2 separate regions of the Mus musculus genome follow, and region 1 is linked to region 2. A link is a loop called in an ENCODE intact Hi-C map of the cell type or tissue named here. Cell type or tissue: left cerebral cortex. All regions are shown on one strand. Links, peaks and the distances in the headings refer to the core of each region. The heading gives the core; the rest is flanking DNA.

Region 1 (5,381 bases), core at 195-5,194, 600 kb before region 2:
TCTGTTCTCTGCTCTGTTCTTTCTCTTGCTCTATTCACTGCTACTGTTTCATAGAAATCTGACCCACGATAGAATGCAGGATGTCCCTTAGGCAGGAACCGTGAAGCCCTAAAAGCAGGAGTCTTTGCCATTCCAAACTTCTGTTTCTTCAACCCTTAAAATGTCTGGACCCAGCAAACTCCACCTTGTTGCTTCCAGGAGTGCTTCAGTCAGCTGGTTTACCCAGAACTTCAAAGGCAATGGAGATGAAAATTCTACATCATGATCTGAAGGCAGATGCAAGGAGACTGTCATCATTAGCTCTGGACAGAGCCTGAGCTGAGGAAGTCTCAAAGCCCATCTCAGCAGTGACACACTTCGGTCCAACGAGGCCACACCTCTTAATAGTGCCATTGCCTGTGGCCAAGCATAATTAAACACACGAATCTATGGGAGCCAAACCTATTCAGACTACCACACAATCTAATACTGATTAAGAGTTTGACATTTTTTCTTTTTTAAAAAAGGAAGTAAAAATAAATAGGTTCAAATTGCTCTCTCAAATGAGAATAAAACTTTTCCTCTATTTGACTTTAAAAAATAATGTATACTAAATAAGATCTTTGAAATTGTGTAAGGGCTTTGCAGGTGAAGCCTGCTATCCAAGCTGATTTTCCAAAGGTCAAGTATCATATTAGTATAGCATCCAATAAACCGTTGCTACCGAGAGACGGGAAGAGACTCCTAAGACTCCAAGAGGAGGGACCGGGTCTCACTGTCTCTTCTTACCTCATGGGGCTATAGAAGAGGGTCTCAGGATTATTAGTGAGAACTGTGTATGTTTACTTGACAAAACTCTTCACGTGGTGGTTACCATATGCCGAATACCACTCTGAAGGAATCTGAACCATCTGCCCACTTTATGAGTGTAAGGGCTGTAAGGCAGGGACTTCTGCCATTATCGTTTGTTTGCAGACGGTGAGATGAAGGCACACTACTACCAAATGCGTTGAGGTGACTCAGAACCCATATCCTACTGGCCACTAAGCTCACCAGTCTTCTGTGGTGTGCATCTTAAGTTCTCTGAGAAGTTTTTTTTTTCCTCTCTTTAATCCCCTGTGATCTGGGTAAAGTCTTCAACAGACAGGTGTCTCCGAGAGCACGGGGACTCTGCTGTCTGGGAAGCGGCATCGGGCTGAGCCCCCAGTGTTGAACAGTGGGGTCCTAGATAATCTGGGGATTTTCCACTTCATGCTCCCCCACTCCCACCCTCATGCACCAGCTTTGTTTAAACAGAGGAAAAGACTTGAGGACAGGGCTAAGGAGCAAGCTGCCACCGCTCTGAGATTGTGTTAAGACATGCTGGAGTTTGAAAGTTTGTAACCATGTGGTTCTGGTTGTGTCCCTATGTGTGAAAAGTGTTCCTTTGTTTATTTATGCTTTCGTGGCCACTGTGTATATGTGTGTATTGCCATAGGCTTTCTAACATAAACAGAGGATGCTAGCGTAAACTTCCAGTGGGACCTGGTTTCTTCCTGCTGTGTACATTCAAACCCTCCAATCTAAGACTTTTAAATCAACAATTTTCCTTTTCAGAGAGGGTCATTATTTGTTTAGCAGTGCACAGGCTGGTCAGCACGCTGGGCGTTTCTATTCTCTTGACAAAACTGAAGCCCAGGCTGAGATCAGAGTTCTCTGCTATGTGGGTTCTCTAGGCCACAGGTGGCCAAGACGTCCCTTAGGCAGGACCTGAAGCCCTAAAAGCAGGAGTCTTTGTTGCTCCCAACTTCCATTTCCTCAACCCTTAAAATGTCTGGACCCAGCAAACTCCACCCTGTTATTTCCAGGAATGCTTCAGTCAGGCGTTTTACCCCCATCTTTAAAGGCAATGGAGCTTTGCTGCTGCTCCTGCAGCTGTAGCAGACAGCGCATGTGTCGTCAGCTTTTGTCTGTCTGCAGAGGCACCATTCAAGACGCCTCCCTGGAAGGTGATGTCTGAAGTGTTATTCTTAAGGAAGCAAAGCACCTAAGTATGGAAGAGTGTTGTGCAGAATGGGGCTTTCCCGGCTGTGGGGCTCCAAAGCTGGGAGGATAAACTCGCCCAGCAGAGGGCGCCACCGCGCCGGCGCTTACAGCTGTGCAAGCCAGGCAGGGGGATGCTCAAAACCACAGAAAAGGGGAAATTCCATACTTTCCCCCCACCTGCCTCGACCTCCCTCTTTCTCCTCCCTCATCTCCTCTCAGCCCCTTCCTTTCTCCCTCTGTTACCACCCTGTCTCAGTCTTTCTTCCTGACCATCTCTAACTCTTAACCCCTCCCTAACTTTAGCAGGGCACTCCTGGGAGCCTCAAGTCTAGTAACTGAGTGTTAATTATGTCTGAGTGGATTCTAGAGGAAAAGAAAACCATATACTGTATCAGCAGAGAAATGGTTTCACTATGAGGAAACTAATGATGCTTTTATCAGGAACAATATAAAGATTGCTTTTTTACTAGTGTGTGTCCCGTAGGGTTCAGGGCTATGAGATATTTCTGTATCTGGCTTGAGGTTCCTCTGAGCTTTTACATAATCAAATCAATATAGCCATGATTCACCCTCTGGCAACAACTGCTCGCTGCAAGTTTGCTGTTGCTCCTTTAGTGGCTAAAAGGAAAATAAATAAATATATAGAAAGGAACTTATTATGAATCGGTAGCCATTGATTTGTTCCGTCTTCTGACTTCCTTTTTAATTGCACCGCGTACACATGTTCTCACACACAGGCAGCATGATCCCGTAAGTTCACGGCCAGTCAGAAATAAGGTGGCCAGGAGTGCCTGAGGGCTTGCCACTGTCCATTTGGAAGAGACAGGTTGCTTGTTCGGAGAGAATAAAGCAGAGGTGGAGATGGGAGCCGGCCCCCTCACACTCTGTACATTGTTTGCATCTTCTTTCTCATCCCTGTGAATTCCCTACATTCCGGGCATGATTTTGGCTCTTGCCTCTCTCTCTCTTTCTCTCTCAGTTATCTTGTTTTTGTATCAGGAATTTCCCTCCCCTCCCCTGGCAGAAACCATCTGCTTAGGACCCAGATCTGTCCCCAGGGCTGTCAGCGAGGCCCCAATATTTTTCTCCCATCCTGAGGACAACTGGTCTGGACCCAAAGAGTGGATTGGGGGGGGGGGGGAAGCTTGGGAGAAAGAAGTAAGGGAGAGTCCATTCAGTGTAGGGAGCAAGCCACCTACGATGGCGGGCCAGTGTCTTCCCTTCTCTGTCCCGAGGAAGTCACAGGAAGGAGCTGCACAGAGCCTGAAGCCTTCACAACACACCCAGCTTGCTGTTTCCTTCACCACTTTCTCCCTTAAAGTAAATAAACACAGACGGCTTTCAAACTAACCCTCGTGAGAGAAGTCAGTGCCATACAACTGTGTCATCTGCTTTTCATAGGCAAACTGGGATGACCACAAAATACAGCTTTTCTAGTGCCTTGTGTGGCTTAGAATCAACAAAATCAACTGATGGAATAAGTGTGTTAGTCTGTCTAGGGAGAAACCGAGATGGAGCCTCCCGGGCAATCTGCTGGTCACCGGGGATGGTGAAGTGCTGTGTGTTTTATGCTCTGGTCCTTAAATCAGAGACCTTGCTCATAGGTGTGCTTCATTTATCCCATCCCCTATAAGAAGAAAAACATGAGAAATAATAGCAGACACAAAACAGGAAAGAAAACCCATTCATGCAATTAAGATACCCAGAGTCCCTGGGGAAATAGTATCACCAAAATGAACATGTTCCCTAATTATGAAGGAATCCTGTTACTGAACACAATTCCCTGACAATAACACTATATCCCTCTGAGAAACAGTGGAGGAGAAATTCTGGAAGGCTCTCTCTGGCTAGTGGGGGGTAGAAAAATCTACCCTCAAAGAACATCATTTGCAGTTTCTCAGCAATGTTTACAGGCATCAGGACAGACAGGGTCCAGCTGGGGTGCAAGGGGAAGGGAAGGGACTTTCAGACAGGCTTACAAGTGATGATACCAGCCCCAATCTTATCAACATGCAGAGATCTCCACTAGTGGCCATTTATTAAGCATCTACTATGCCCAAAAGCTGCTAGGTGCTGTGTCTGTATTATTACAGTACATTAACTTTGACCTTCAAGATTGCTCACGATATTCCATTAATATGCTTGTCTTTCTAGGGAAATTATGTGTACTTTCTCAAAGTTGAGATTGTCTCCAGTGGAGAAGCAATACTGAGTTAGAATCCTGTGAGTCTGCATCCCCCCCCCCCCCCCAGTGGATGGTGGCTAAAGGAGGTACACAACTGGTCAACATAGAGAATAGGAGACTGGGAAGTGTGTAGCCCTAAATGAGATATCCACATCACACCCTTTCCTCCCAAGGCTCAGGGCCCATTGAAGAAAGGGGATGGAAAGATTCTAAGAGCCAGAGGTGGTAGGTTACAACTATGTTGTGACATCATGCACGAGACCTGTGCAGAACTAAGTCATAATTAAGCCATAACCAGTATGGAGGTGGGAGGTGGTCATGAGGTCCCTCCCCTAGCCCACTGGCAAGAAGAAGGTATTTAAGTACGGGGGTCCTTGGTAAATCAACCACATTCCATCAGATGGCCCACACTTAAGAGTATTTGGGCAACACAAATTGGTTTCAGGATTTTTTGTTTGTTTTTGTTTTTTGTTTTTTCAAGACACAAAGTGAGGTGGGAAGATAGGGGAGAAAAAGGAATACATATAACCAAAGTGTATTCTGCAACATTTCAAAGAATTAATCATAATAATTAAAAAATGGTACTGCAAAGAAAGTCCTGATACTTCCATTTTATGGAATTCAAAGAGATTACACATCAGTTACCCGAGGACGGAAAGCCGGTGCAGAGTCTTCCAGGGGTCCAGCCAAGACCCTTCAATCTCCAAAGCTATGTTCTGCTGCCATGCCCACCACACAGCAAGTTTAGAAAACCTGCCAACATTACCTTGAGGGGTTCCTAGACCACCACACATTACATCATTACGTGTGCTTCCCTAGAACCAGTGTTCAGAATCATACAGTCGCTAAATTAAACCTACTACTTTATGGACACTGCTCTCACAAAAGGGCCCGATCTTAATGCAAACGAAAAAAAGTTGGTATAAGTCAATTACATAAAATAGATCGAGGTGGGGGAGATGACAGATGTGCTAAACATCACCAAGCATGCAGAGCACAAACTATGGTCTGCTGTGCTGCACGGAAGACCAAGACCGCAAGAGTGCTGTTAAGAGGTATCTAGAATCGGGAGCTGAGGACTCTGGTCCATGTATTAGTGATGCCTGCTGTGGCAAGCTGTGCAGAGTTAGAGGAGGGCAGGGGAATGGCAACTTGTGAAATCACTTTGTTCTTCTTGAGCAAGCCCAGTGTT
Region 2 (5,381 bases), core at 224-5,223:
TATTATGTACATTGGACTTCATCAAAATTTAAAAGGTCTCATCCTACCCTGATAGATGACAGTGCGAGGAACTTTTCTGAGGGTCACTGTTGCTCTTGAATTGAGTTGTTACCATTTAACATGCAATAAAATCTTGGTTGGAAAAAAAAATATTCTTAAACTCCTTTCAAAAAAAAAAACCTTTTTTAATTGTTTCAAAGGACATCAAAAAAGTAAAAAGACAGCTCATTGAATGGGGGCAAGCGTTTGCAAACCTTGAATCAGATTGAGGACTGTAACCAGACTGTATCAACAGCTTTTAGACCTCAACTATAAAACGGCAACCTAGGGCAAACGAATGCCTCAGCAGGTAAAGGTGTTTGCCGCCAAGCTTGAAAACCTGACTTCAACCCCTGAAACCTACTTGGTAAAAGAGAGAAGCAACAGGTACCACGGGACATATAGACCTAACTTTTACCACACGTGGTATTTTTTAAGACCACAAGAGGTTTTTTTTTTTTTTTTTTTTTTTTGGTTTTTGGTTTTTGGTTTTGGTTTGTTTGTTTGAAGACAACTGAAATGGAAAACAAAGAAGGCCACATGATCCAACAATTCTTCTTATTGGTGTGCACCCAAGGGTTATAAAACATCTGACCTTCTCCCAAGGAAAGTTCTCAGCAGCATTACCCATAATAATTTTTTAAAAATCCATAAATTGATGAAGGTAAAAGAAACTGTGTATCCTATAATTATTAATGTACAATTTAAATGATGATTACATGGTATGTGAGGCATCTCACAATAAAGTAGTTAAAACTACAAGTAAACCACTATCATTTCTATCATCAAGCACTTGCGGGGAGACAGCCTTAGAGATTACCAAACTGGTTGTTTGGCTAATAGGGGTGAACAGGCAGTGCCATAACTGCCTGTAGAAAGAACTGTATACACTGAAAAGCCTTTATGGAATCTGTTACATTGTATGCTCCCTTTAACAACTGCTTTCCAAGATAGACATCTCCAAACACTGAGCGGGTAAAGATTCGACACCAGAACCAATGACATTCATTGTTGTTCCCTGCTTTCTTCTCACTGGCCTGGAACTCACCAATGAGGCTATGCTGGGTGACCAGTGAACCTCAGGGACCTGCCTGTCACTGCCTTCCCAGCACGGAGAGCAGCAGTGCAGGGCACCATGTTGGGCCCTTTGTACATGCTGTGGAGTCAGGTCAAGTCTTCATGCTACCATGGGAGGCGCTCTACCAACTAAGCTCCCTTCCCAGCTCTGAGAGTTCATTATGATGCTTAAAAATGAAACCCTTTCCATTCTAAATCTCCAACTATTTGTCTTTATTATTATGTGAAAATGACCCGTAACCATTCCTCTTCTCCACATTTCAGCAACCATGAAAACACATGTATAAAAACCAGGTGATAGCCACACTGTGACATGAAGAGCCACAGCAAAGCAGGAGTACAAGGAGATTCATGTGCTCCATTTTTAAAAATAGATTTATAAAACATACACATGCCTATTAAAATATTGTTTCATGATTTTGCAGTGTGTAAAAATTAAGAGACACAGTAACATAATCATTCACATATCATAGTTGATACAAAATTAGTTATAATGCACCATAATAGTCATCAGAAATAACATTTTCCCCCTCCCTCCAAGATTAAAGGAGTAAAGACGACTTTCATTCCTGTCAAAGGTATTCAATTTTCCCCTCAAATGAGGTTTAGATGAAAACAATGTGACTGACAAGCTCCGCACAGGCAGATCTTGGCAACTCTCAACTCCGTCTATCTCCTTGGCCGGTTAAGCAAAATTCCTTCACTAACTGTTAGTCTTCGAAATAACTCCTACAAAGCTCATTACTGCCTCTGTCAGCCTATCCCCCATGTTGCGCATTTATTCCTGGGACGCATATCAACATGTGGCACATGTCCTTGACATGCACAGAAGAGCTGCACCCCAGGACAGCAGCACGCACGACAATAGTCTCCACTCTTACTTCTTTGTGGTTGCTGGGATGTAACGAAGAAATCTAATAACTGTGACAGTGGGGCCTTTCGGGTTCTCCTTGCCTTTGCAGACAGTGAAGCTGCACAGACACTAATGAAAGGTTAAATGAATAGGAATAGCTGACAAGACATACAATAAAGAAGGAGCTTGGTAATCCACAGACACTGAGCAGAGATCCTTGGCTCAAGCAGAGAAAGGACAGCACAGTGCCGAGTCACAATATTTAAAACAGCTTGCTGTACACAGAGGCTTTGTGTCTGGGTACACGTCTGGCTTTGGACTAAGGGGGGAAAAAGATACTAAAAAGGAATTTCAGTATGGGGCACTTTTGGCAAATGTTTAAGGTCATAATAAGAGAAAAAATGTTTTTGTGTGGGCTGTTACATCTTTGTTCTAAACACACAAAAGAGCTGGGACAGCGAACTCATGAACCCCCAGCTCGAAGACAATACTGTACATTTTGATAAGTCTTAAATCCTGTCTGTAGAAGACAAGGCTGGATGTGATTCCCACTGGTGAGACACACATGCAGTGACTCACTTAGCAGTTCCACAGCCTGCCTTCCCCGTGGAAGGATCCCGGATACTGGAGCTCTGGTCCTCAGCTTGTGTAATCAGTTACACTTCAACTGAAACCCGCCAGTATCTTGGACTCTGTAAAACTGCCCAGCAGTTGCTATGAAGAACTTACCATTCTGGCAATTTGTAAATTACAAAACAAACCCATCATAATTTCAAGGGGCTATGACAGTGAAAGCACTTTAACCAGAACTCTTGACTGCAAAACTTAGCTTTCCCCTGTCTCACCACACCTTCAAGGTTGTATGCCTTGGGGAACAAATCCTAAACAATTTAAATGACTACGGGAAAAGTGAAAATGCTCCAGAATGCCTAGGAAATTGCAGTAGAAAGGACAGAATTTACATTGTTATATACATAATTTTTTTTTTAAAATGGTACACTTCTGTTATGGCAAAAACTTTTAAAATGGCATGTCTGTACTACTGCTCTTATGCATATTCATGAGTTAGAATATAGGCTCACAACAAATGATAAAGGAATACATACTGAGAACGTGTTTTAAAACAAGGGAGGCTCTTTGAACACCCAAATTAAATTATAGCTGAACTTTTGAGTGTACTGAGGGCTCTAATAAGCAGCAAATAAAGACTTTTATTGGCTAGCAACATAATGAGAGCTACTGTGCAAGAAGACAAATCTGAGCAGTTTATCTCCCTGGATATAAGATTTACTTAAACGGTAAATAAATGTCAAAATAATGCCCCTAAAAAGTAGCATATGAATAATGAAAATCAATCACTATCGCTGGTTATTTAATATAAACATATCACAAATGGTACTGGTTGGACTGATTAACAAATGCCAAAGAGTAAATAGGAAAACATTCAACTCTGCCGTTTAAATGTAGCTTATTTACTGATTAATAATATGCCAAGTTTTAAAATGATCTGCTGTTTATGGTGACAACACAAAGCCCCCTTCTTTTGCAGGGATGTTTTCTCCAGAACCTGGAGTTGTAGGCAGAACTACTTCACATCATCATCTCTGGAGACAAGTAGCTGTCTTAGTGACCTAAGGAGGGTAGCCTTCTCCTCTGTGGCTGCCTAGGAAGGTGCTCTTGATGGTGTTTGAAGGTGGGCCTGCCAACATGAGAACAACTCCTTCTGTTGACAAAGTGACCCAGTGGTTACACATATTCAAACACTTAGAATATTTGGTTGCACTTTACCTCATTCAAATCACCTACAAGGTAGAGTCCTAGAAAGCTTAGCTGACTCCTTAACTTTCTCAAAAGAAATTCTGTTGCTATCACCACTGGTGTGTGTGTGTGTGTGTGGTGTGTGGTGTGGTGTCACCTCCAAGCCTAAACTCTAAGCCAGTTATTGTGCAACATTCTGACTGCCAGAGTTCTTTTTTTTTTAAACCTTAAGTATATCTAATAAAATCATGAGGCTCCCTCTAGCTCTTTAGAGAGCTTACTAACCAGCTATACTATGTAACTCCTGACCAAGAAGAGATGTTGCAGGAGAACTGCCGTTTTAAACTCTGTTTCTTGTCAGGATGCAGATGTTAAATGAGACCATCTGCAGAGGAATTCAGAAAACACCACTCCTTTATACATTCATCAAGTTAAGACTATTAATCGCTCCCAACCTAAGCTTTCTGTACAAGACCTCTATAGTGAAACTGTAGCCAGTATCAACTGTGCATGCTTTCTCAACTGAGATTTACTCACCTTGTACAAAATGAATTTTAATCTCAAAAACCAACATGTGAACCCTTCAAAGAAATCCAACGTGTAACCTGGTCTCAATTTTAAAAGTGTACCTTTAAATTTAAAAAGAAAAACCTCAGAGGAGAGACTAGCCCACCCTATGAACAGTGCATCTGTGGAATTTATGTAAAACAAAGATACTGATTCATAAAAAAAAATCTTCATGCACCATAATATTTATACACAATGCTGTTAATGACTTTTTTATTGTTTAATCTTTTCAGCAATTCAGTATTGAATATTTGGGAATTGTACTTATTTAGATGACTATAAATAACATAGTTGAAGTGTGCCATTGATGTTTTGTTCATCTTACAACAGCCATAAAAGCCACTATTACACTGGCAGATCACGCCAAACAAGTGAATATGAGCATTGCTAAATCAAACTCTTCATCCTTGCTAAAGCCATCTTTCAAACATTTACAGAATATTTAAAATAGCCCTGAGGCTTAACTCTAAATTTAAAGTAAGGGAAACCGTTAGCTTCGAGTCATCACCTACTTTGGACTCCCTTAATCTAGGAAATATTCCCAGGAACAACAAAAAGACTAGCTCTCTCTCCTCTCCCACCCCCAACCCCCCCCCCTCTTTTTTTTTTTTTTTTTTTTTTGCCAGTGTCCAATTTCTTCTTTTCTGAACAGCTGTATTATCCAACTTAAGTTGCTCTGCTAATTTCAGTCCCTCAAGGACTAACTTGGAAGGCAAAAAAATACAAGAAAAGATCAATTTGCTGGGAAAGATCAAATGAGAAAACTGTGGGGACAGCACCAGGTCAGCGCGTGGAGAACTAAGCAGACCTGTTCTTCATTAACTGCAGCTCTCTGGGGACGTCACACACTACCTGTCCGTGGGCTTTATTGAACCGTCTAACCCGCCTCTCTGTTCCATTCTTCTGGGCCCAAGTGAATCATATCCTGCTGCTGACAAGTTAGCAGGGGACTGCGGCTGCAACATGAAAGTACTTTTCTTTCTTGTCTAAATCAGGCAGATTTTTGAAAAGACGACACAGCATTGACTCGTGACATGGCAAGATGAAACGAGAGGTCTGGGCCGGTCTTGGAGCTTCGCAGATAAAA

The links. Peaks named below come from ENCODE experiments on the same cell type or tissue, not always from the same donor. Only the 100,000 strongest peaks of a DNase experiment are listed, where the experiment ranks them.
Region 1: it touches region 2 in a loop (2.1-fold over the local background); 4 of 42 quality-filtered maps call a loop at or near these places.

The regions. Positions count from the first base shown.
Region 1 is chr4:84,062,740-84,068,120 of GRCm38, forward strand. No RefSeq gene overlaps it. Among named protein-coding and RNA genes, the nearest start is that of Gm33410, 7.0 kb to the right of the region's middle. In left cerebral cortex, for the core only: a CTCF peak has its summit at 2,087 (motif pointing right); a DNase peak (open chromatin) is centred at 2,070.
Region 2 is chr4:84,667,254-84,672,634 of GRCm38, forward strand. All of the region lies in intron 1 of Bnc2 (basonuclin 2), which reads right to left. Among named protein-coding and RNA genes, the nearest start is that of Bnc2, 5.5 kb to the right of the region's middle. In left cerebral cortex, for the core only: no CTCF peak of the experiment used is centred there; a DNase peak (open chromatin) is centred at 2,574.